Regions from separate parts of the Homo sapiens genome. Here region 1 is linked to region 2. Evidence: chromatin contacts called from ENCODE Hi-C or POLR2A ChIA-PET data. All regions are on one chromosome and are shown on one strand. The core of a region is the stretch at or near the end of the contact, and the rest is flanking DNA. Distances in the headings are between cores, read along the strand shown.

What was found. Hi-C counts contacts between places; a loop is a spot of excess contacts on that map. ChIA-PET counts read pairs that join two places held with the same protein, here RNA polymerase II (POLR2A). Pooled maps may share reads with other maps.
Region 1: a map of naive thymus-derived CD4-positive, alpha-beta T cell shows a loop between it and region 2 (9-fold over the local background). The contact joins the promoter of DRC2 here to the promoter of PRKAG1 in region 2. A Hi-C loop is called at or near these places in 1 of 168 maps with a recorded cell type or tissue (naive thymus-derived CD4-positive, alpha-beta T cell) and 7 of 50 pooled maps. POLR2A ChIA-PET finds 5 or more read pairs at or near these places in 7 of 52 experiments (A673, BJ, GM10248 and 4 more).

What each region holds. Positions count from the first base shown.
Region 1 is chr12:48,899,898-48,905,991 of GRCh38, forward strand. DRC2 (dynein regulatory complex subunit 2) reads left to right here and starts at 4,236. Exons shown (of 8, transcript NM_033124.5): 1 at 4,236-4,571; 2 at 5,049-5,216. The coding sequence starts at 4,440. It also overlaps the pseudogene RPL32P27. RefSeq lists silencers at 1,515-1,715, 4,193-4,242.
Region 2 is chr12:49,014,073-49,020,175 of GRCh38, forward strand. It overlaps PRKAG1 (protein kinase AMP-activated non-catalytic subunit gamma 1), which reads right to left and starts at 4,704. Exons shown (of 12, transcript NM_002733.5): 1 at 4,660-4,704. The coding sequence starts at 4,668. KMT2D (lysine methyltransferase 2D) reads right to left here. Exons shown (of 55, transcript NM_003482.4): 55 at 4,906-6,103. It overlaps DDN-AS1 (DDN and PRKAG1 antisense RNA 1), which reads left to right. Exons shown (of 2, transcript NR_147179.1): 2 at 4,164-5,168. RefSeq lists a silencer at 534-828 and enhancers at 3,745-4,335, 4,908-5,107.

The sequences.
Region 1 (6,094 bases), core at 2,986-5,485, 110 kb before region 2:
TTATATGTTTATGTGTGTGTATATCAAGCAAATATCTTCATTTTCTTTTCTCTTTTATTCCCTCATAATGTAACATAAGATGTATTAACTTTATGTCATAGTTTTAAGTATTATTAATTTTGCATCATAATATCTGAGTTATGGGATATGAAGAAGAGTAAACATCACTCAAGGATTTTACCTCCTCTTCTGAGGAAGGGATTAGTGTTTTATTTTTCTTTTTGAGACCGGGTCTTGCTCTGTCACCCAGGCTGGGGTGCAGCATCAATGCAAAGCTTCGAAATGCAGGCTCAAGTGTTCCTCCCACCCCAGCCTCCTGAGTAGCTGGGACTACAGGTGTGTGCCACCATGCCCAGCTAATTTTTTTTTTTTTTTGAGACAGAGTCTTGCTCTGTCGCCAAACTGCAGTGCAGTGGCACAATCTCTGGCTCACTGCAACCTCCGCCTCCCGGGTTCCAGCAATTCTCCTGCCTTAGCCTCCAGAGTAGCTGGGACTACAGGCGTGTGCCACCACGCCCAGCTCATTTTTATATTTTTATGAGGGGTTTCACCATGTTTGCCAGGATGGTCTCGATCTCTTCACCTCGTGATCCGCCCGCCTCGGCCTCCCAAAGTGCTGGGATTATAGGCGTTAGTCACTGCGCCCGGCCTGTAATGGTTAATTTTATGTGTCAACCTCACTGAGCCACGGAGGGCCCAGACATTTGGTCAAACATTAATCTGGAGGTCAGGCACAGTAGCTTGTGCCTGTAATCCCAGCACTTTGGTTGGCTGAGGTAGGAGGATCGCTTGAAGCCAGGAATTTAAGACCGGCCAGGGCATCATAGCAAGACCCAGTCGCTACAAAAAAATTAAAATAAAAAAAAATAGTTGGCTGGGCACGGTGGCTCACGCCTGTAATCCCAGCACTTTGGGAGGCCAAGGTGGGTGGATCACCTGAGGTTAGGAGTTCCAGGAGTTCGAGACCAGCTGGCCAACATGGTGAAACCCCGTCTCTACTAAAAATACAAAAATTAGCTAGGCGTGGTGGTGGATGCCTGTAATCTCAGCTACTCCGGAGGCTGAGTCAGGAGAATTGCTGAAACCTGCGAGGCGGAGGTTGCAGTGAGCCAAGATCATGCCATTGCACTCCAGCCCAGGCTGACAACAGCAACAGCAAGACTATGACTAAAAAAAAAAAAAAACACTGAGTATGGTGGTGCACACCTGTAGTCCCAGCTACTCAGAAGGCTGAGGTGGGAGGATCCCTAAAGTCCAGGAGTTCGAGGTTGCACTGAGCTACAATTGCATCACTGTACTCCAGCCTGGGTGACAAAATGAGTTTTCTGTCTAAAGAAAAATAAACAAAAAAAAATTATTCTGGTTTTGTCTGTGAGGGTGTTTCCAGATGAGATTAATATTTGAATTGGATTGAGAATTAATTAGTGGTAGATTGAGTAAAGCAGATTGCCCTTGTAACATGGGTGAGCCTCATCCAATCATTGAAGACATGAATAAACCAAAAAGGCTGAGTAAAAGCAGCTCCTCCTGACTAACTGCCTAAGCTGAGGCAGTCTTTTCTGGCCTTCTGACTCAGACTGAAACTCAGACTCTTCTTGGACCTTGAGCTGGCTGGCTTTTAGTCTAGAACTACACATCGGTTCTCCTAAATCTCCAGGTTGCTAATTGCAGATCTTGGGACTTCTGAGCCTCCAATAATAACACCGATTGCTTATAATAAATAAATACACACATCCTATTGGTTCTGTTTTTCTGGAGAGTTCTGAGTAATGTATTATATTTCATATTTAAAACAACTTTATTGGGGCACATGTTGCATATCACATAATTCGCTTTTTTTTTTTTTTTTTAAATACGGAGTTTCGCTCTTGTTGCCCAGGCTGGAGTGCAATGGCACGATCTCAGCTCACCGCAACCTCCGCCTCCTGGGTCCAAGCGATTCTCCTGCCTCAGCCTCCTGAGTAGCTGGGATTACAGGCATGTGCCACCACGCCCAGCTAATTTTGTCTTTTTAGTAGCGATGGGGTTTCTCCATGTTGGTCAGGCTGGTCCCGAACTCCCGACCTTAGGTGATCCAACATGGTGAAACCCCATCTCTACTAAAAATACAAAAAATTAGCCGGGTGTGGTAGCGGGTGCCTGTAATCCCAGCTACTTGGGAAGCTGAGGCAGGAGAATCACTTGAACCTGGGAGGTGCAGGTTGCAGTGAGCCGAGACTGTGCCACCTCACTCCAGCCTGGGCAACAGAGAAAGACTCAGTCAAAAAAGGAGAGAGAGAGGGAGAGGGAGAGAGAAAGAGAGAAAGAAAGGAAGGGAAGGGAAGGGAGAAGAAAAGAAAGTAATCTACTTTCTGTCTTTATAGCTTGGCCTTTTCCGGATATTTCATATAAATGGAACCATACAATATGTAATCACTTGTGTCTGGCTTATTTCACTGAGCATAGGGGTTTTTTTGGCCGAACATGGTGGCTCACGCCTGTAATCCCAGCACTTTGGGAGGCCGAGGTTGGTGGATCATTTGAGGTCAGGAGTTTGAGACCAACCTGGCCAAGATGATGAAACCCCGTCTCTACTAAAAATACAAAAATTAGGCAGGCATGGTGGTGACACCTGTAGTCCAGCTACTCGGGAGGCTGAGGCAGGAGAATTTCTTGAACCCGGGCGGTGGAGGTTGCAGTGAGCCGAGATCACGCACTGCACTCCAGCCTGGGTGACAGAGTGAGACTCCAGTCTTAAAAAAAAAAAAAGGGTTTGTTTGTTTTGTTTTTGTTGTTGTTTCTTTTTGATACAGGGCTGCTCTGTCACCCAACTGGAGTGCAGTGGCTTGACTATGGCTTGACCTCTGGGGCTCAGGTGATCTTCTCACCTCAGCCTCCTGGGGTAGCTGGGACAACAGGTACGCACCACCACGCCCAGCTAACTTCTTTTGTATTTTTTGTGGAGAAGGGGTTTCGCCACATTGCTCAAGCTAGTCTCGATCTCTTGGGCTAAAACGATCCTCCCGCCTCGGCCTCCCAAAGTGCTGGGATTACAGGTGTGAGGCACAGCGCCCAGCCTGCATATTCTTTTTGAGGTTCATCCACATTGTAGCTGGTATCCATAGTTTGTTCTGAATAATATTCCATTGTATGGACATAGCATATTTTGTCTACTCATTCACATGTTAATGGACATTTAGGTTGTCTCCAATTTTTCCAACTGGGCTATTATGAGTGAGACAGATAAGAAAATTCCTGTGCAAGTTTTTGTGTGTATACATGCTTTCATTTCTCTTAGGCAGATCCCTAAGAGTGAAATTATTGGGTCACATGGTAAATTTATGTTTAACATTTTAAAAAATTGCCAAACTGTTTTCCAAAGTGGCTACACCATTTTACATTTCTACCACCAATATATGAGGGTTCTCGTTTCTCCACATTCTCTCCAACACTTATCTTTTTAAAAAAGGTTTTTGTTGTTGTTGTTGTTTGCAGTTTTTACAGTTTTATTTAAACAGAAAACATACACATGAGCTGTCTACTCATTTTCTTTGCTGCGCAGCCTGGGATTGGGGTTGGTGACTCTGACGGCCAGCTGGGCAGCTCTTTTCCACGATGGCTTTGCGGTTCTTGGAGGAAACATTGTGAGCGATCTCAGCACAGTAAGATTTGTTGCACAACAGCAGCACTTCCAGCTCCTTGACGTGTGGACCAGGAATTTCCGGAAGCCACTGGGCAGCATGTGCTTTGTTTTCTTGTTGCTCCCATAATCAATGTTGGGCATCAAGATCTAACCCTTGAACCTTCCACGAACCCTGTTGTCAATACCTCTGGGTTTCCGCCGGTTACGCTTAATTTTGACATATCGGTCAGACTGGTGCCGGATAAACTTCTTGGTTCTCTTTTTGACGATCTTGGGCTTCCCAAGGGTTCTGAGGACGGTTTATAAAAGTGCACTGAGGGGAGGCTGAGACAGGAGAATTGCTTGAACCCGGGAGGCGGAGGTTGCAGTGAGCCGAGATCGTGCCCATCCTAGGCGACAGAGAGAGACTCTATGTCAAAAATAAATAAATAAATAAATAAATAAATAAATAAATAAATAAATAAAATGCACTGAGGAGACAGATTTTTGAGAGTTAAAAGGACCCTCTCAAAAACCGACCGCGGTCCTCCACTGGGTAGGGGGCGCTCCAAGACAGGGACTCTTCTAGCCTGTTGCCTCTCCATGTTAGCGATATCCTCGTTGCTAGGAGACTAGACGCGTCTTACAGTGGGAGAGCTCAGCCTCACTGATAGCCGGGGATCTCTCCTGTTCGAGGGCTGAGATCTCCGGTCCCACAACCGCCCACAACCAGGGGCACTTCTGGAAGTCCCCTTTCTAGGGACATTTTTCTTCTAAGCTCTGTAACGCGGGCCGAGGCAGACCGAGGCTTCTTTCCCGGATCCAATCCCCTGCCCCCATGCCTAAGAAAGAAAAAATGGCCAAGACGCCCCTGTCCGATGAGAAGCAGCTGCTTCTGTTTCAGCAGAAGTTGCTGGCAGAGGAGGAGATGGCCAAAAAGAAGGAGAGGCTCCTCAGCCAGTTCTTGAAGGTGATGGCCTTTTGCATTATGTCCTGCTCAACCCCATCCACCCCCTGCCCTGGCCCTGTCACTGAGGAAACCTCATTTTCATCCTGACCTCCCCTCCTCCGGAAATCCTGAGACCCAGATATACTTAGATTTCAGGCAACATTGTTTGGGAGGCGGGGGTGTTCTCTGCGAAGCACGGAGGGGGTGCGTGGTATACGGCTTGGCAATCTTTACTGAATCCCAGAACTGGGACCGTAGGTCCTGTCAGCTGTTCCAGCTGTCTGGAATGCTGATATTCTCCCTGGAGATAGGTCATTACAAACAACATCCTACTCTGATGCTCCCACCCTGAAGGAAATTCACCCTTGCCCTCCCTAAATGCCATCAGGCCGTTCCCATCGAAAAGGGGTAAGGTGTCAGCTGATAAATTAAGAGTGATCTTGTTTGTTGTACTGAAAGGCCCTGACTTCCTGGAGGTATATTTATTCCTTCACACAGGACAAGCTGGCCAAGGAGGAACACAACAGTGCTCTGAACCTTAATAAGATTAACACACAGTGGAGAACTGTCCTTCGGGAAGTCAAGACCAGAGAACTTCATAAGGACATTGAGATCCTCAGCCAAACATTTGAACGAGTGGTGGACTGTAAGGACAATGTCATCAAGGTAGGCACTCTTTCCAAGGAAACCTTGAGTATGGCTTCCTGACCTCTTAATAGAATGAGCCTAGTGAATCCATCTTAAAGCCCTCACAAGACACAGGCTGTGAGAAAGCCAGGCTATTGGTAATAATGGTTTTCACAGAAATAAAAAATAGAATATTGGGCTTTCATCCCTCTCTCCCTTAGAGGACCCACTCTTCTTGTCATCTATTGCCCAAAACCAGTACTATCCAATAGTAGAGTCATAAGGCACAGTAGACATCACCCAGTGACTTGAAATGAGTCCCACACCTTCATTTCAATGTCAGAAGGCTCAGTTCCAGAGGGGAACTGACTTGCCCAAGGTCACATAGCTAGTCAGTGAGAGAACCAGGACTCCAGCATGTGTTTATTGATTCCCACTGCAGTGCTCCATTCAACTAAATTGTTTGGCCTCTTGATTCAACTTCAGTGGCCCTGGATAAGGTTGAGAAGATCTCCATGGGTAAGAGCAGTTCTGGATTTCTAAGCAATTCAATCAGCCATCCTTATGCTCTTGGGAGGTTCTTGAGTTCTTGATTCCATCCTATCTTTTCTTCTAAGGGATTTTCTGTACCCCTTCTTTTGTCTTACTTTTAATATTCTGCCTCCATTTACTGCCTTCTCCTTAGTCTTTTCCATTATTTATTTATTTATTTATTTGACATGGAGTCTTGCTCTGTTGCCAGGCTGGAGTGCAGTGGCACAATCTCGGCTCAGTGCAACCTCTGCCTCCCAGGTTCAAGTGATTCTTCTGCCTCAGCCTCCCGAGTAGCTGTGACTACAGGCATGTGCCACCATGCCTGGCTAATTTTTGTATTTTTAGTTGAGATGGGGGTTTCACCATGTTGGCCAGGATGGTCT
Region 2 (6,103 bases), core at 3,454-5,953:
GGGGTTTTACCATGTTGGCCAGGCTGGTCTCAAACTCCTGACCTCAACTGATCTGCCCGCCTCAGCCTCACAAAGTGCTGGGATTACAGGCATGAGCCACCACGCCCGGCCATTTTTATAAAATTTTTGAATGTATTTACTCCATTCTGATGAAATTCTACCTCTCTGGAATCACAGAAGAGAAGAAACCAATACTGCTACAATATTGTGCCTTCCAGAAATGCTTCTATCCACTTCTGAGCTGAACGAGCATTATCTGCAAAGCTCATGTTCTTGTACACTATACTGCCTAATGAAACACTAGGTCCTAAAAGCTAAGACTAAAGATCTGAGCTTAGGGCTAACCCCTACAAGATTCTCACAGATCTACTTTATTAAAACATGGAAGCCAGAGAGACAGCATTGTCTTCCCCAAACACAGACACTCACTAGGCATAGTTGTAGGCACTAGAACCACAGACACTGGTTCCACCATTGTCTAGCTCCATGGCAGAGAGAGAGCCACAACTGGGGAGGATCCCAGTAGCTGACTGTCAGCCAGTCAAAACCTGAATGACTGAGAGGTGGATAAGGAACACGAATGTACTGAAACTGGGAACTTGAGTCCACTCAGCACCCTTGTGAGTCAAAGGCTGCTATAGCCAGGGGATGCTGGTTTTCCAAGTTTCCCTTCCCAAGATAGTCTGAGATTAGAGAGTGCTTTGACTAGACAAAACTTAGAACCATTTCTGTGCTCCCTCAAGTGGGAACATTTGGAAATGCCATTGTTATTTAGGAACCCAGAAGGGATCACAACAATTTTCATCTGCTAGCATCAACAGTCTTGGCTCCATTTTCTCTGGGTGATATCTCCAAAATAAAACCATACTTCATCCCCATAGCTTCTGTAGTAACATGACATTAAAAACTTCAACCTGGGAGGTTGGCTGACAAACTTCCTAAACCAGGGAAGTTTAAGACAGCCCTAAACTTTTCTCCCTTAATGGGCTAGGGGAGAGTGCAGGGAGTAAGGGGGATAATCTCCCTCTTCCCACTGGACTGCATAAGACTGTCAGCTTGGCCTGCCATTTTGGCAAGACTATCAGAACAACAGCCTCATCACTTATAAGTGGGAGAGAGGGCTGTGATAAAGATAGACACATGATATATCAGAGTCTCACAAAGATCTACACAAAGGCACAAAAACAGCTACTTCTGTAGAATTTACCCATCATATGATATATACTGTACTGTGCTACAGTTATTTTGTTCATTATCTATCCAAACAGATTATAAATTCCTGGAAACCTAGAACTATCTTATACTTTGTATCTCCCATACCACCAAGCACAGGGTTTTGCATATAATTCACAGTTGTTTTGTTTTTTAATTCTCAAAGAATGATGCACACTGATATGAACAGATATGCCCAAGACTAAGTTACAGAGGGAGGAAAGAAACATAGAGCTAACTAGAGATACAGATACCAACATAAGAGAGTCAAACACAACTGCATATGTGACTTTTTTTTTGGGCGGGTGGGCAGAGTCTCGCTGTGTCTCCCAGGCTGGAGTGCAGTGATGCGATCTTGGCTCACTGTAATCTCCGCCTCCGGGGTTCAAGCGATTCTCCTGCCTCAGCCTCCCAAGTAGCTGGGACTACAGATGCCTGCCACCACGCCCAGCTAAGTTTTTTTTTGTATTTTTAGTAGAGACGGGGTTTCACTATGTTGGCCAGGCTGGTCTTAAACTCCTGACCTCGTGATCCACCCGCCTCGGCCTCCCAAAGTGCTGGGATTACAGGTATGCGCCACCGAGCCTGGCCGTGACTTTTAACTTTCTGCCTGTTTCACCATATCAGAGGGGGGATTATGTAATTACATCTACTCCTTTCTACCTTTTTTTTTTTTTTTGAGACAGGGTGTCACTCTGTCATTCAGGCTGGAGTGCAGCGGCATGATCACAGATCACTGCATCTTCAACTTCCCCAGCTTCTCCGACTTCTGCCTCCCGGGCTGCTGGGACTACAGGAACATACCACCAGGCCCAGCTACTTTTTGTATTTTTTTGTAGAGATGGGGTCTCGCTATGTTGACCAGGCTAGTCTTGAGCTCCTGGGCTCAAGCGATCCGGCCACCTTGGCCTCCCAAAATTCTGGGATTACAGGCAAGAGCCACTGCTCCTGGCCTCCTTTCTACTTTTAATAACATAAGGGACCTGAGAAAGTACCACTGTACCACGCAAGTACAAAATATTACAGAGACACAGTCTACATCTGACAAATAGACTCGCAATTTCTTCCAAACTTCTGATCTACATTTCCAATTATTTGTTTGACAACCATAGATGTCACAGAGACTCCTCAAATGCTTGAATACGAAACAAAACATTTGTCCCTCCAATCCTATTATTCTCGCTGTGGTTCCCATCTTGTTTTTTTGTTTTGCACAGCTGTCTTCTTAACACTTATCAGCTAAGCTGGTATGTTAGAAATGTCTCAGATCCATCTCTCTCATTGCCAATATCACAGCCTTAATTTAGGCTTTTACCTCTCACCTCTGCAACGTTGTTTAAACTGGGGTCCTTGGCCCAAATCTATCTGTTCTTCAATTTATCTTTCATGCTTTCACCAAGTTTGTTCACCAAAGCATCTCAGATTTGGAAGGGACTTTCATCCCCATTAACAAGAAACTTTACTTTTCGAAGTAGCTCAGTCCATGTACAGAAAGCTGCTATGAACATTCCTAAAGGACATTCACTGACTTGCTCATAAATCTTCCATGGGTCCCCTATTACAAAACAAAGTTCAAATTTAGCATGGTGTGTAATACCTTCAACCTGATCTTAGCCTGCTTTTCCAGTCTTTTCTCCCACTGTGACCAAAATCCAAAGCCAGCAACATCATGCCGCTGGCTCACCCCCAGTTCTCTACATACCCCAATTTCAGTGCCCTTGCTCACACTGTTCTCTCAATTTGCAGTGCCCTCTCCTAGGTCCAAAGTAATTTTTCTCTCAGCTATTCTGTCACAGTCCTCTGTTTTCATATTGATGACAGCATTTATTATAGTCTACCTTTAAATAACAGCTGTTGCTGGCTTGCCCTCACCATCACTCCAGTTAGGCTGAACATTTTCAAAGCAGGAGTTTTCTTTCTTTTCTTTTTTTTTGGAGACAGGATCTCACTGTGTCACTCAGACTGGAGTGCAGTGGCATGATCTCAGCTCACTCCAGCCTCCACCTCTTTGGATCAAGCGATCCTCCCACCTGAGCCTCCCGAGTAGCTGGGACTACAGGCACACACCACCACCACCACGCCTGGGTAATTTTTGTATTTTTGTTTCTGTCGAGACAGGCTTTCATCATGTTGCCCAGGCTGATGCTGAACTCCTGAGCTCAAGCAATCCACTTGCCTTGGCCTCCCAAAGTACTGGCATTACAGGCGTGAGCCACCACACCTGGCTGAGTTTTCTTTTTCCTCTTTTTAACTTCTACCCCAGAGCCTAATCCAGTACATAAAGTGTAAAGGCTAAATTAGAAAATCTATATAAAAATGCTTTGTAAACCATAATACATTTACAAGTAAGTAGAATATGACATGTCATTTTAAATTTAATGGAATTAGACTCCTTATTTTTGTTTAAGATTATCCTGATTAGTCAGAATTGGCTCCCTTGCCTGGGAGACCAACTGCGAATCATTTTAGTACTTTGGTCGGTTTTCTTTTTGAAAACCTGAAAGAAACAACCTCTCTGTGAGCAGAGAAACGGTGTGGCAAAGAATTACTCTGGGCATGTAATCCAAAGCAAAGTGAACCTGCAGTCCTTTCGTAACTACAGTAGCAGATGATAAAAACCAAGATGGAAAGAGTTACTCTGCCTGAAAGAAGACACATGGTTAAAAACTGTGGAGAGGGAAGTGTATGGGAGGGGTTACAGAGCGCTAGAAAAAGACTCCTGAGAGTGAGGGTGGGTGCAAACATGTAGCAGGCAACCCGCAGCATCTGTGGGAGGGTGACAGGGCCCTGCCACAATTGGTCAATGCCTGCTCGCCAAGAATGAGCTATGCCAAAACCCCTGCTTAGAGTCGCAGAGCGGGCCATGACCTAAAATTGTCCAGGGACACATCGGCCTCTAACACTGCAAGATTTCCTCTTTCAAGCAAACCTCAATTCTCGGTCTTATTAAGGGAATGTGACTTCACTGGACGCAGTATAAAGATCTTCAGATGTCCTCCTGCCGGGGATTGCAGGGATCACAGAAAGACCATCGAGGTCCAGGAGCTACCTGCAAGCGGAGATCCCTCTGGACGCCCCGTGCCTCACCCAGCAAAGCCGGCTCACAACCCTGCGCTCTCAAACCTCTAAAAGGGCTTGAGGTGCCAATAGGAAAGGAGGCCCGAGATTGCCACGGCATACGTGGGCCCCAAGGAGGGAGCCAGGAGTCACTGCCTGCTTGGGCTAAGGGTACCGCGTACGGAAAGGCGGCGGGGACGCGGCCCAGTTCCAGGAGATGCGCCCAACGAAGAAGCGGAGGAACAGGGTCACGGGATAGGGCAGACACCCGGCTGCTTTTTGTTTGCTAGACACCAGCGCCAGCCCCTGCCCGGCCCTCCCGGTCTCCTAAGGGTTGGGGGGGTGTCTTAGGCTCCACAGCGCCCCCGACCGCCCTCCTGCACTCCTCACCGTCTCCATTGCAAGAGGCGCCCGGCTTGGTTTCCTCGCTTTAGGAAACTCTCTTGGGGCAGGCCCCGCCCCACATCCGGTGCGGCGACGCCACTTCCGCCCACGTCATGGCAGTCGCCAGACTGGGGCGGAAGGCAAGGAACCCACCCTTCCGGCGGTGGCGGGCCTCGGTAACCGCCCTCCCCCGGGTCCTCGCGGACCGCACGGATCCGGCTGACGGCGAGGGTCATGGGACGGAGCCGCTTGTATTTAAAATGTTCTTTTTTTATTTGTCGTTTAAAAACAAACTTGGAAGAAGCAAAATCCAAAACTTGCCCTTTGCCTCTCGCAACATAAATATGTACAGTTCAGAATGATCGCTGATACAAAACATGCCAAGGACAGGGGCGCTGAGGGTGGAGGGAGAGAGGGCGCTTTAAAAAAGGGAACCATTTCATCCGTTGTTACGAAGGACCAACCTTGCTGTACAGGATACACACAACACAAAATAAAGTCTTCACGGGATTCACACTTGTCAGCGATTTATTTTTTAAAAAGGGGGAGGGTCCTGGAGGTGAGGGGAGAAGACTGTAAAGGGGAAAACTGAAAACTGAGTATGTGCGAGTGTAAACCAACCCAAAATACAAACACGGGGGCGGGGGGTGGGGTGGGGGATTCTGATGCAATTATACAGGCAGGGTACTTAAAAAAAAAACCAACCAAAATTCCAACCTTGTAGCTTGGGTCTGAGTTATAGTTTATATAAAAATTAAAAACTGTATAAGGTTTCTTCACTAAATTCTACAGGACTATCGGATACCTAGCATATGCTTACAAAGTCTGCCCCATCCCCTTTTCCCAATCCCAGGGCCCAAGCCCCAAACACAGCCTGACTCACGGGAGCCAATCTCCCCCTCCCTGTAGCCTAGACCTTCTGCTCTCGGAAAAGGAACATCCAAGGGCTGTGGCTTTGAGGGCAGCAGCCCAGTCTTCCTACTGTCTGATTTAATTACAGCGGTTCCTGTGGGAGTGGGGGCTGTTATTCTCTTAAACATTTGCAGCTTGAAACAGTTGAGGAAGCAGCTTTAAAAAAAAAAAATCTCCCTACCCCCAACAATCCACAACCCCCCAAATTCAAAACAAAACAAAAACAAACCTAAAATCACAACAGCGACCAAGCTCCCCCTCCAGCAGGCCCGCCCGTCCACCACCACCAAGCCCACCCCTACACTCCAGACATCTGATTCTTGAAAATATTAATTACAAAATGCCCTTTGCCCACAGCCCCTAGAAGAGAACTGCATATAAGCTTCATCTTCATCCCCACGGTTCCCTACCAGAGAGGGGTTTGGGGCCTCACCCACCCCTTACCTACTCCCACCCCCAGGAAGAGGTTCAACTGCAGCACAAGCTTGGGCAGAAAGGGGAAGGAAAGGGAGGCAAGGAACCCATCACCCTCTGGCTC